Regions from separate parts of the Homo sapiens genome. Here region 2 is linked to region 1. The links are chromatin contacts, found by Hi-C or POLR2A ChIA-PET in ENCODE. All regions are on one chromosome and are shown on one strand. The core of a region is the stretch at or near the end of the contact, and the rest is flanking DNA. Distances in the headings are between cores, read along the strand shown.

What was found. A loop is a pair of places that touch in the nucleus more often than their neighbours do. ChIA-PET counts read pairs that join two places held with the same protein, here RNA polymerase II (POLR2A). Pooled maps may share reads with other maps.
Region 2: a loop to region 1 is called in a map of heart right ventricle, with 7 times the contacts of the local background. The contact joins two enhancer-like sites. A Hi-C loop is called at or near these places in 10 of 168 maps with a recorded cell type or tissue (Right ventricle myocardium inferior, esophagus muscularis mucosa, heart left ventricle and 3 more) and 8 of 50 pooled maps. POLR2A ChIA-PET finds 5 or more read pairs at or near these places in 1 of 52 experiments (activated B cell).

The regions. Positions count from the first base shown.
Region 1 is chrX:39,475,953-39,480,555 of GRCh38, forward strand. No RefSeq gene overlaps it. Among named protein-coding and RNA genes, the nearest start is that of LINC01283, 43 kb to the left of the region's middle. RefSeq lists an enhancer at 2,002-2,544. Within about 2 kb of position 1,884, at least 5 of the 41 ENCODE cell types and tissues checked have a DNase peak (open chromatin) inside an H3K27ac peak, as active enhancers do; they include heart right ventricle, where a contact is called at or near this core.
Region 2 is chrX:39,516,171-39,520,692 of GRCh38, forward strand. No RefSeq gene overlaps it. Among named protein-coding and RNA genes, the nearest start is that of LINC01283, 84 kb to the left of the region's middle. Within about 2 kb of position 2,906, at least 11 of the 41 ENCODE cell types and tissues checked have a DNase peak (open chromatin) inside an H3K27ac peak, as active enhancers do; they include heart right ventricle, where a contact is called at or near this core.

The sequences.
Region 1 (4,603 bases), core at 634-3,133:
GAAACGAAAGTTCCACAAAAGCATTCTCAGGCTGAGGCCAGGGCTGTCGATTTCAGGGTCCCAAAGTCACCACTGAGCCCCTGCAAGCGTCTTGGCCTGGCTCCTAGGGGAAGTTAGAGCACCCCACATTTAGGGCATCAGGCAAGGAATGGGGCCGCAAAGAAGATAGTGAAAGCTCAGCGGAAGTAATGAAAGGCAGACAGAAAAGGGGAGGGTACCGGTAGTGCTGGGGTACAGGGACAAAGTGTGGAAAGGGCGGTTCATTGGTGCAGAGTTGACATTTTCCAAACCTGGTAGTCATGGGTCCTTGGAATAAGGCAGCTTGTGGGCTTCCTGCTCTGAAAAGGGCTGAGGGACTCTGCCTCATGTAACTCCAGAGAGCACATTTGGGGTCAACAGAATTTGTACTCAGCCTAGAGAAGAAGGTAGAGGGTTGTTGAATCAATGCTTTCGTGATAGTGACTGGAGAGGAAGAAAAAGAAGGGGGAGATCATGAAGGGGAGAAATAGGAAGACGGGAGTAGCTATGGCACCTCCTACATGTGCACACTCACACATGCATGCACACACGCAAGGGCTTGAGAAGGGGAGAGAAATTGCTTCTGTTCTCAGAAAATCCCTTAGAGAATCCTCCCCAGACGCCATCTTCTCTAGAAACATAAGGTTCTCACACGCGGGCACGCATGCACACACAGTCACACAGAGGCACACGTGTCACTACAGGGACTGGGCTGCTTGGCTCACACTCCGCTGGCTGTAGAATGACACAGCAGTGCTGGGAAGGGAGTGGGAAGAAGCCGGCTGCGGAGGGGGCCTGGGCAGCTTCATCTGTGGCCACCCTTTGTGGAGGGCCCATGCCGTCGTCTGTGTGTGGACGGATGGGAGCTCAGTCCTCCCTGCTGGCTGGCCTGGGCAGGCACCCTCCCCAGATGTCAACGCTAATGCCTTGATAAACAGGGAGCTTGCTGGAATGTGGCTGTTAATTGGGGATAGAGCAGCAGCCTTTAGCTCTGGGAGCAATGGTTAATGACGGGCCCGCTGGGGGAAGCCGCAGACGTTTGCCACTGTTCGAGTTCCGTCCTCTCTGCTTCTTAAATAGCAGTTTATCTAAAACTTGAAAACACTTTCCTGGGAATAATTATTTCTTGGAAGCTGTGAGACTGCTATCAGATTTCATAGCCTGCTGTCGGGTCGACCTTCTATAGGCCAAGGGGCCGGCTGCCTTTTGGGGGACAGTTTCGCTTCTTCTCTTCCCCCTTCCAGCTTTCCTGGGTCCCAGCTGCACAGCCACTGTGGGCACCTTTGGAGAGGCTTCCGGGCTAATATAGGGCTGAGCAGGAGCTTCACTGAATGAAAGTAGGCCAGGAACGGAGGACTGGAGAGAATTTCAGACTTCCAGGGCCAGACTCTCCTAGTGTCACCTAAACCCACCGAAAAGCCCTGTCAGGGTCCTCTCTTCTGACTTCGGCTCAGCTCTACATCTTCTGATCGGAGAGTGTGAGGGAACAGGAGCTGTGGTCACCAAAAGACCCTCTGTGGGCCCCGTTTCTTCCTCAGAGGCTGTTTCCAGAACAGCGAGCTTGCAGCAGCAGGGGGAAGCATGGGGACGAAAGAGGGGCACCCAAGGACCCACCAGCTGTAAGGCAGGAGCTGTTCTGACAGAGGGGGCGCCCGTGAGCTGGGGCCGCTCTTGGCTTCTGCACTTGGGCCCTGACTCAGCGGCTCAGGCTGTGATGGAGGAGTGGGAATCCATGCCCAAAGCTGACCCCTCGGATGTCCTCCCAGGGTCAGGCCAGACCAGACCATGACAGGGCGCTCAGCCTGGAAACATGGCAGCGGGCATCCTCCTCGTTGGATGTGGAGGGCAGTGACACAGGTGGTTAAACTCAATACGCTGGCCACAGGCCAGCCTTCCGGCTTGGCAATTACACACTCTCCCTGCTGCCCCGTCACCTCCCTGTCAGGCAGCTTTAATGCCGCTCGCCTCTTCCTGTCAGCAAATGTTTGTGTGTGGCGTTGCTGGGTGACAGTTGAACAGGGCTTGCATTTTCCTGGCCCCTAGGCCCCCGAGGGAGCCTTCCCTCTGCGGGCTTTACAAGCCTTCCAAGTCAACGCCGTGCGAGTCACAGCATGGAGGGGCACAGGCCCTCGCCCAGCTCCTGGAGAAAGGGTCACTCTGGCCAGATCCACTGAGGGGGACCGGAAAGTGGAGCCAGACCTTTCTCATGCTCCCAGCTCCCAGGGGAACTGATCCATTAGACCCCCTTCTCAGCTACATCTAGGGAGACAGCAATTCATTTTACCAAATGCTTTGTAAAGACAGAAGCCACAACTCCAGTCCCAAGTGAGGTCACATGTGGTCCCTGCCCATGAGAAGCTGGACAGTAGGTTGGACCACCAGGCATTCTGTAAACACAGTAAATGTAAGGAGACACCCCAAGGTTTAGAGAGAAACTCAGATTCCAAGCCAGGCTCTGTCAACCACCAGCTATGTGGTCTCAGCACCTTGCACCACCTCTCTGGGCCTCTGCCTCCCTATCTGTGACACAGGGTGGTAATAACAACCCCTACCTTTTTCAAACCCTATGGGGCTTCTTTCTTATTGTGTGCACGGAGAAGCCACAGTGGAGATGCCAGAAGCGGGAAAGGACCCCCTAACCAAATGGGGAAAATGCAGGGGATTAAGTGAGTCAGAGATCCTAGGAAAATGAAACGAGCTAATGGAAAATGTTTTTATTTGGTGGTAAGGAGAGTGGCTTGAGAGAGTGGAGCCTAATGGGAGAAGATGCTGAAGAATTAAAATGATAACTGATGGGCCAGGGTGGACAGTGCAGGCCTGGAGCAAGAAGCAGCAAAAACACATGTCATCAGGCCATGCAGACCTGAGTCCAAGTGTTTGCTAGCTGTGTGACCTTGGGCAAGTTGCTTGATCTCTGTGAACCTCATCCAGCAAATCTACTTCCAGTCCTCACCTCATAGGGTGGCTGTGGGGGTTTCACAAGGCTTGGCATGCAGTGCACATCTAGTGAGTTAGGCCCTTGGTCTGCTTGGAGAAAGGGGACAAAATCAAGTAATCTCACAAGGGCAAAGGCAGTCAGTGCCAAAGGCACAGGAACAGGTGCATGGGGGCTCCAGTGGGGAACAAGTATCTGGGACTGGGGCAGCCGGGGGCCATGTGTTAATCAGGATTCTTGTGGTTGCAAGTGACAGAAACAGACTTGGAATGAGCAGCAAAGCAAATGTAATGGTGCAGGTGGGATGAGGATGGGGGTATTGAAACAGAGGTGTCAGTGCCCCATCCACATGCACTGGAAGGTGGCTGGTGAACACCAGGACTTTTCTTCTGGCCACTGGAGCACTTTTGGCCCATGCACAGGACCAGCCAGAAGTTCCAGAGAGTTAATGCCCCCAGAGGCAACCTTTGACCAAGGATGGTCAAGAAGCTGAAGGATAAATACCCCATCTCCCTCGTTCTCAGACAGGTACCTTAAAGGCATGTTTCACACTAGTTCCCAGAGTTCCCTAACTGGATTGAGCCTCAGTTGCCCAAAGGGTCATTGGCTTATTTATTCACTCAGTCGTTATTGGCTTCCTTCCCTTCCTTGACTTCCTTTCTCCCCTATGTGTGGCTTCCTGGGCCCATTTTACAAATAAACTACTTAAAATCAAATCTTTGTCTCAGCATCTGCTTTTGGGGACCCAAACTAAGACAAATAGTGAGGCTTCAGGTTTGGCTAGTTCTAGATGCTTAAGCAATGCTCTCAGGTATCTGTTCTTCTCCATCTCTTAGCTCAGCTCTCTCTTCCTCTTACCCCCATCCCAGATGAGGAGAAGAGATATTCAAAGTATTTACAGAAAGATAGATAAAAATTATACTCCATCCCCAGGGTACGGCTAAGCATCCTCTGGAATGATAGCTGGCAAGAAAAGACAGAAAAACATAAGAGAGACAGAAATAAATAGATTAGGAAAAAGACAGAGTGCCCACATTTCTCCCCTTGGCACCTGGCTTGTGGAAAAGCACTGGGCCACTGGGAGATACCACAGAGGGGGCAGACATGTTTGTGCTTGAAAAGAAATAGTTATAAGAGAGCAATGCAATCACATCCTGACGGATGATTGTGAAAATGCAGGTGTGTGCATGTGTATGTTTAGTGACGAACTGGCTCATGGGAGCAGAAGGTGCCCTGTGAGCTGGGAGGTGAGATCCCAAGGCAGCTTGGGTGGGAGATCCTGGGTGTGAAGCCCGAGGCAGAGGAATTGAAAGCAGGAGCTCTGGAAACTGAGAGCTCGGCTGAAGGAGCAGAGATTAGGGTGACTGACCATCTCTATTTGCCTGGGATTGTCTCAGCTGAAGCACTGAAAGAGCTATGGCCTAAGAAATCCTCCCATCCCAGGCACACTGAGACAGTTGATCACTCTAGCTGAGATGCTTTAATATAAGCTCCCAGGAGAACATATATTCTGAGCAGAAGAGCAGGGCAGAGCCCACCTAGATGGAACAAACAAACTAAAAGAGAGAATGATGCAACATCCAAAATACTTTAAGCAAAATGTCTGCATATCTTTCAAAATTTTAAATGTACATACCTTTTGACCCAGAA
Region 2 (4,522 bases), core at 1,656-4,155, 41 kb after region 1:
GCAGCCCTGAGAATTCTACAAATGTGGAATTACAAATGATGGCCCACCACCATATACACACACGTGCACACACAGCCCTGAAGGCCACCTCTGCTTTTCTCTCTGATTGTTTCCCAGATCCACCTGACTCAAATAAACCCACTCTCATTTGAACTGGAGGTAATCAGGGTGGAAAATACCCCGTTCCGTTGGTGCAGGTCCAAACTGTCACCATTTGGCATCCTGACACACCGATGTCCCCATCAGCTGTTAACGTCAGCCAAAGGGGCCCTCCCCCAGTCAACAAATCAGAGATTTCATTAACCAGCAAAGCCTCCCGGAAGGATGAGCGACCTCACGTGGGCCTCCCCCCATCTCCCTCACTGCCCCGCTCCCTTCTGCTACACAAACAGGCTCACAGCAACTAGATTGGATTCAGATCTTGTAGATGAAGAAATTCAGATACGACAGCAGCGCCTCGCCAGACCCGGAGCGAGGGCCAAGCCCCACATGGCAGCTGGGCTGCCTCGGTAATAACCACTCGTAATATCTGACAGAAAGAACCCACGCTGGTCATATCCGATCCTGCCACATGAAAAGAAGCATTACACCAGCCTCTCGGGGGCCGGGGCTAGGGGAGAGCCTCCGCACAAATCAGAAACATTTTCCACGAAGCTGCTATTCAAGGGCTGCAAAATCAACAGGGGCTGCTTTCCTAACATCCTGAGAGATGCTATTATTCTCCGGGCGGTGCAGCTCACAGAACGCAGCAAGGCCAGCTTAACCCGAATTCACTGAGCATTTGGCATTTCTGAGCTCAGAGGCCTTGAACGGGTGGGAACAAAAACCCATTCTGGTTGTGGGAGTGGGCTGTGGGGCTCCACAGGGGTGACATTCTAAATATTTAACAACGGAGACAGCCTGGGCCTCTGCCATTCAGAATGAGCCCCAGCCTCAGCCCTGGGGCAGGAACATGGGTGCCTCAGGCTATGGCAAGCAGCCCAGGTGGAAGGGACACTTGGGACAATGACAGAGAAGCATTTCAATACTATAGCAACTGGTAGGGCTATTGGGATGAACCCTGGTCCAGAAGCCCCTCCTGAGCCATGCTAGGGGGTGCCTGCTCATAGCATCTCATTCTTTGGGCCCACGACAGCCCTGAGCCACCCCTCCTCAGCCAAAAGCTTCCAGACACAGGGCCATGCCCTTGTAGAGCCAGGACTACATGATTGAGTCTTTCAAGGCCCATGCCCACCTGAAGCAGAAACTTACAACTCAAGGCTCCCAGCATGTTTCACCATGGCTGGATTTTAAATGCTGAGCGTCCCTAGACACACCCAACCACCTGTGATAAATACACAAGTAATGGCCCTGTCAATACTCCCCACCACCTCAAATTCTTGTCCTTCACATCTTTTCATTGCGGCAGCATTGTCCTAGCCAGGAAGAAAGGGCTAGATTCCCCCAGCCCTGTCTCTGTCTCTGCAACCCCAAGCTCCCAGCCCCGTCCTCCTCCTGGCTTAGCCTTGTACACCTATGGGGGTCTTAGAGGCCAAAGTCACTCAGGGACATTGAGTCTCCAAATCTTTACCTTTTTGGTGTAAGGCAGCTTTGTCATGGTGGACCTTGAGACATTCAACAAGATAAAGTGATCTCCACCCAGCAGTCACCTTGTTTGAGTGTTTTTGTTTTTTTTTGGTCTTTTTTTTTTTTTTTTTTTTTTGGAGATGGAGTTTTGCTCTTGTTGCCCAGACTGGAGTGCAATGGCATGATCTCGGCTCACTGCAACCTCCGCCTCCTGGATTCAAGTGACTTTCCTGCCTCAACCTCCCGAGTAGCTGGGATTACAGGTGCGCACCACCATGCCTGGCAAATTTTTGTATTATTAGTAGAGACGGGTTTTAGCCATGTTGGCCAGGCTGGTCTCGAACTCCTCAGCTCAGGTGATCCACCCACCTCGGCTTCCCAAAGTGCTAGGATTACAGGCATGAGCCACCGAGCCCGGCCTCACATTGTTTTTAAAGCAACAGATATTGAACTCATAAATAGCTGTCTACAATGACAGGTAGTGTATGCTGAAATCTCATGGGTTGGGATGAAAACAAATTAAGTGTATATAATTCACTTCACTCTTACTCAATTTCCCTGCCTGTAAAATCAGGCCAGTATAGCTTCTCTGTGCCTCAGCTTACTCATCCAGAAAATGGGATGAATAGGCACCCTGCCAATATCACAGGGCTACTATAAGGACCAAATGATATGTGTGAAAGTGAGCCTTGTAAGCTATAAAAATAACACCCCAAACGAGCCTCTAAATAGGCGAAACCCCTGCACAGCTAAAATGCTCTCTCTACCAAGTCTGCCCTAAGCCAGCCCACTGTGCCTGCGTTTTCTTGGCCAGTATTGCTCTAGTGCAATTGTCTGAGGACAAAACAGCCCCAGCACTCGGGCAAGGACCCAAGGCAAGACAGCCTCGTCACCTCAGCATTTCTATAAAAAGATTGCTCAGACTCTGGAGCCTGGCTGACAGGCAGGGCTGAAAGGGTGTGTGCATGTGTGCATGAGTGTGTGTGTGTGCACGCATGCACACGCACACATGCACGCAATGAAATGTTCTCGTAACAGCTGGCGTGGGCCAAGAATCCATGCTCACCCTAAATCCCCGAGCCCCACTGGCAGGAGGGGAATGGATTCAAGGAAGGGTAGAGAGGCTGAGAGAGAGAGAGAGAGCGCTGTGCATCGAAGAATAGGTCTGGGCAAAGAGATGTCTGCGGTGCTGGTCTGTCGCTCCGAGCAGCCAACACAATGGACCTCTGGGTGGGCTCAGAGAGACCCCCCAACCCCCCGACCTCCTGCCCGTGACACAGATAAGGACCTGGAGGACTGCTCTGAGCTTCTGTGTGTGCCCTGGGCCAGCCGGCAGCGAGGCCAGTCTGGTGTGAGTGGCAGCAAAGATAAACGGCGGCCGCGCGGGCATTGAATGCCCCGACACAAAAGGCCGCCTCTCCCCGAGTCCCTCTGAGGCCCAGATGGTCAGGGAAGCCCTTTCCCGCCTCACAAAGAGGATCGCTGCGTGTCTTTTTCTTTTAAAATGGAATAAAAAAAAAAAGCCATTGCTCACAAAGGACCTGGATGAAAAATAAACCCTTAAAAAAACCCAGCCTCTCCTCGCTCAGCAGCCCGGCATTTCTTCCGACTGTCAGACTTAGCAGATTGCTTTCTGGAAAGGATCCAATTGGCAAGACCTGCCGCTGTGCAAATGAAATTTTAAAACCCCATTCCTTGTTGCACTCAAAGAGCTTTTCTCTCTCTGCTTGTTCTACACGGCCTCGTAGAATTATTCTCTTGTCTCTCGTTGTATCAGAAACTAATATTCCCCCACTTTCCCTCCCCACGTGAGGGGTCCTCACCCCAGCTGGGGATTTGGGTAATCAGGGACGTCTGGAGCACCACTCCAGACCCCCAAGTTGATTCCCCACCTGGGCTTCATCTCACAGAATCACCTACTAATTAGGAGAGAGACTTGCTCCTGAAGAGAATAAACACTTCCACGCTGCCTCCCTCCCTCCCCGGCTCCCTGCCCCCGCCTCGGTAATGAGATAAGTGTTTGGGGGATGAGGGAGAGAGGATGACGGGGACGTTCTTCACACACAAGGTTTGACACCCGTCAGGCCCGTGACACTAGCTCTGTTTGGCTGGCATCCCCGTGGTGAAAAGTCAGCAGAAAAAAATAGCCACAGGACTTGTCTGGGTTTGACAGGCTGCCTCACAGAGTGATGAACTTGGAGAGAAGAAGCCACGTGATGTGTCGGAAAGTGTCCCAGGCCTGGGAGCCAGGAGACCTGGGTTCCAATTCCAAGTCTGCCCCTAATAACAGTGTACCAGGCACAGTGCTCGGCTCCATACATGTGTTCTGTTCTGCTTTCCTTGGAGCTAGTGTCATTCTCAGGTTAGATACCGGCACTATGAGACAGGCAAATGTTGCTCAAAACATTGCCTCATGGGGGTAGATTGCATTACTGGTCCCCATTCCTCATCCTTCCTTGTAGCCATGCCATTGGCCATGAGACTTTGCAGCTCTTCTCATATTTTCTCACCCCTTGATTCTGGGTTCAACCATATGACCTGCTTTGGCCAATGGAATGATCCAGAACAAACAATACACCCACCAAGTACCGACCTCAAGAGTCACGGCCAGTTCTGCTCACCCTCTTGTGTCCCTGTCATTCAATGAAAAGAGCTTCCTCTGAGTGACTGCTGCCCCTTAGCCTGAGCCCCAGATGAACACATGTGGAGCAGACCCAATTTATAAATGACCTTTAGGGTAATGACATCCCACCTCCCACTGGTGGCTGCCTGTATTTGACATTTTAAAAAGAAGGTACTCACTGCAGCAATCTTGAAAGATGTCTGTTAAATTCCACTCCTGCCCTATCTGGGGAAGGGGTATTAATACCTAATTATTCATCCATTCACCACTCACATATTTACTGAGCACCTACTCTGTGCTGAAAGCTGGGCCAAATACCCCCAGAAAGAAATA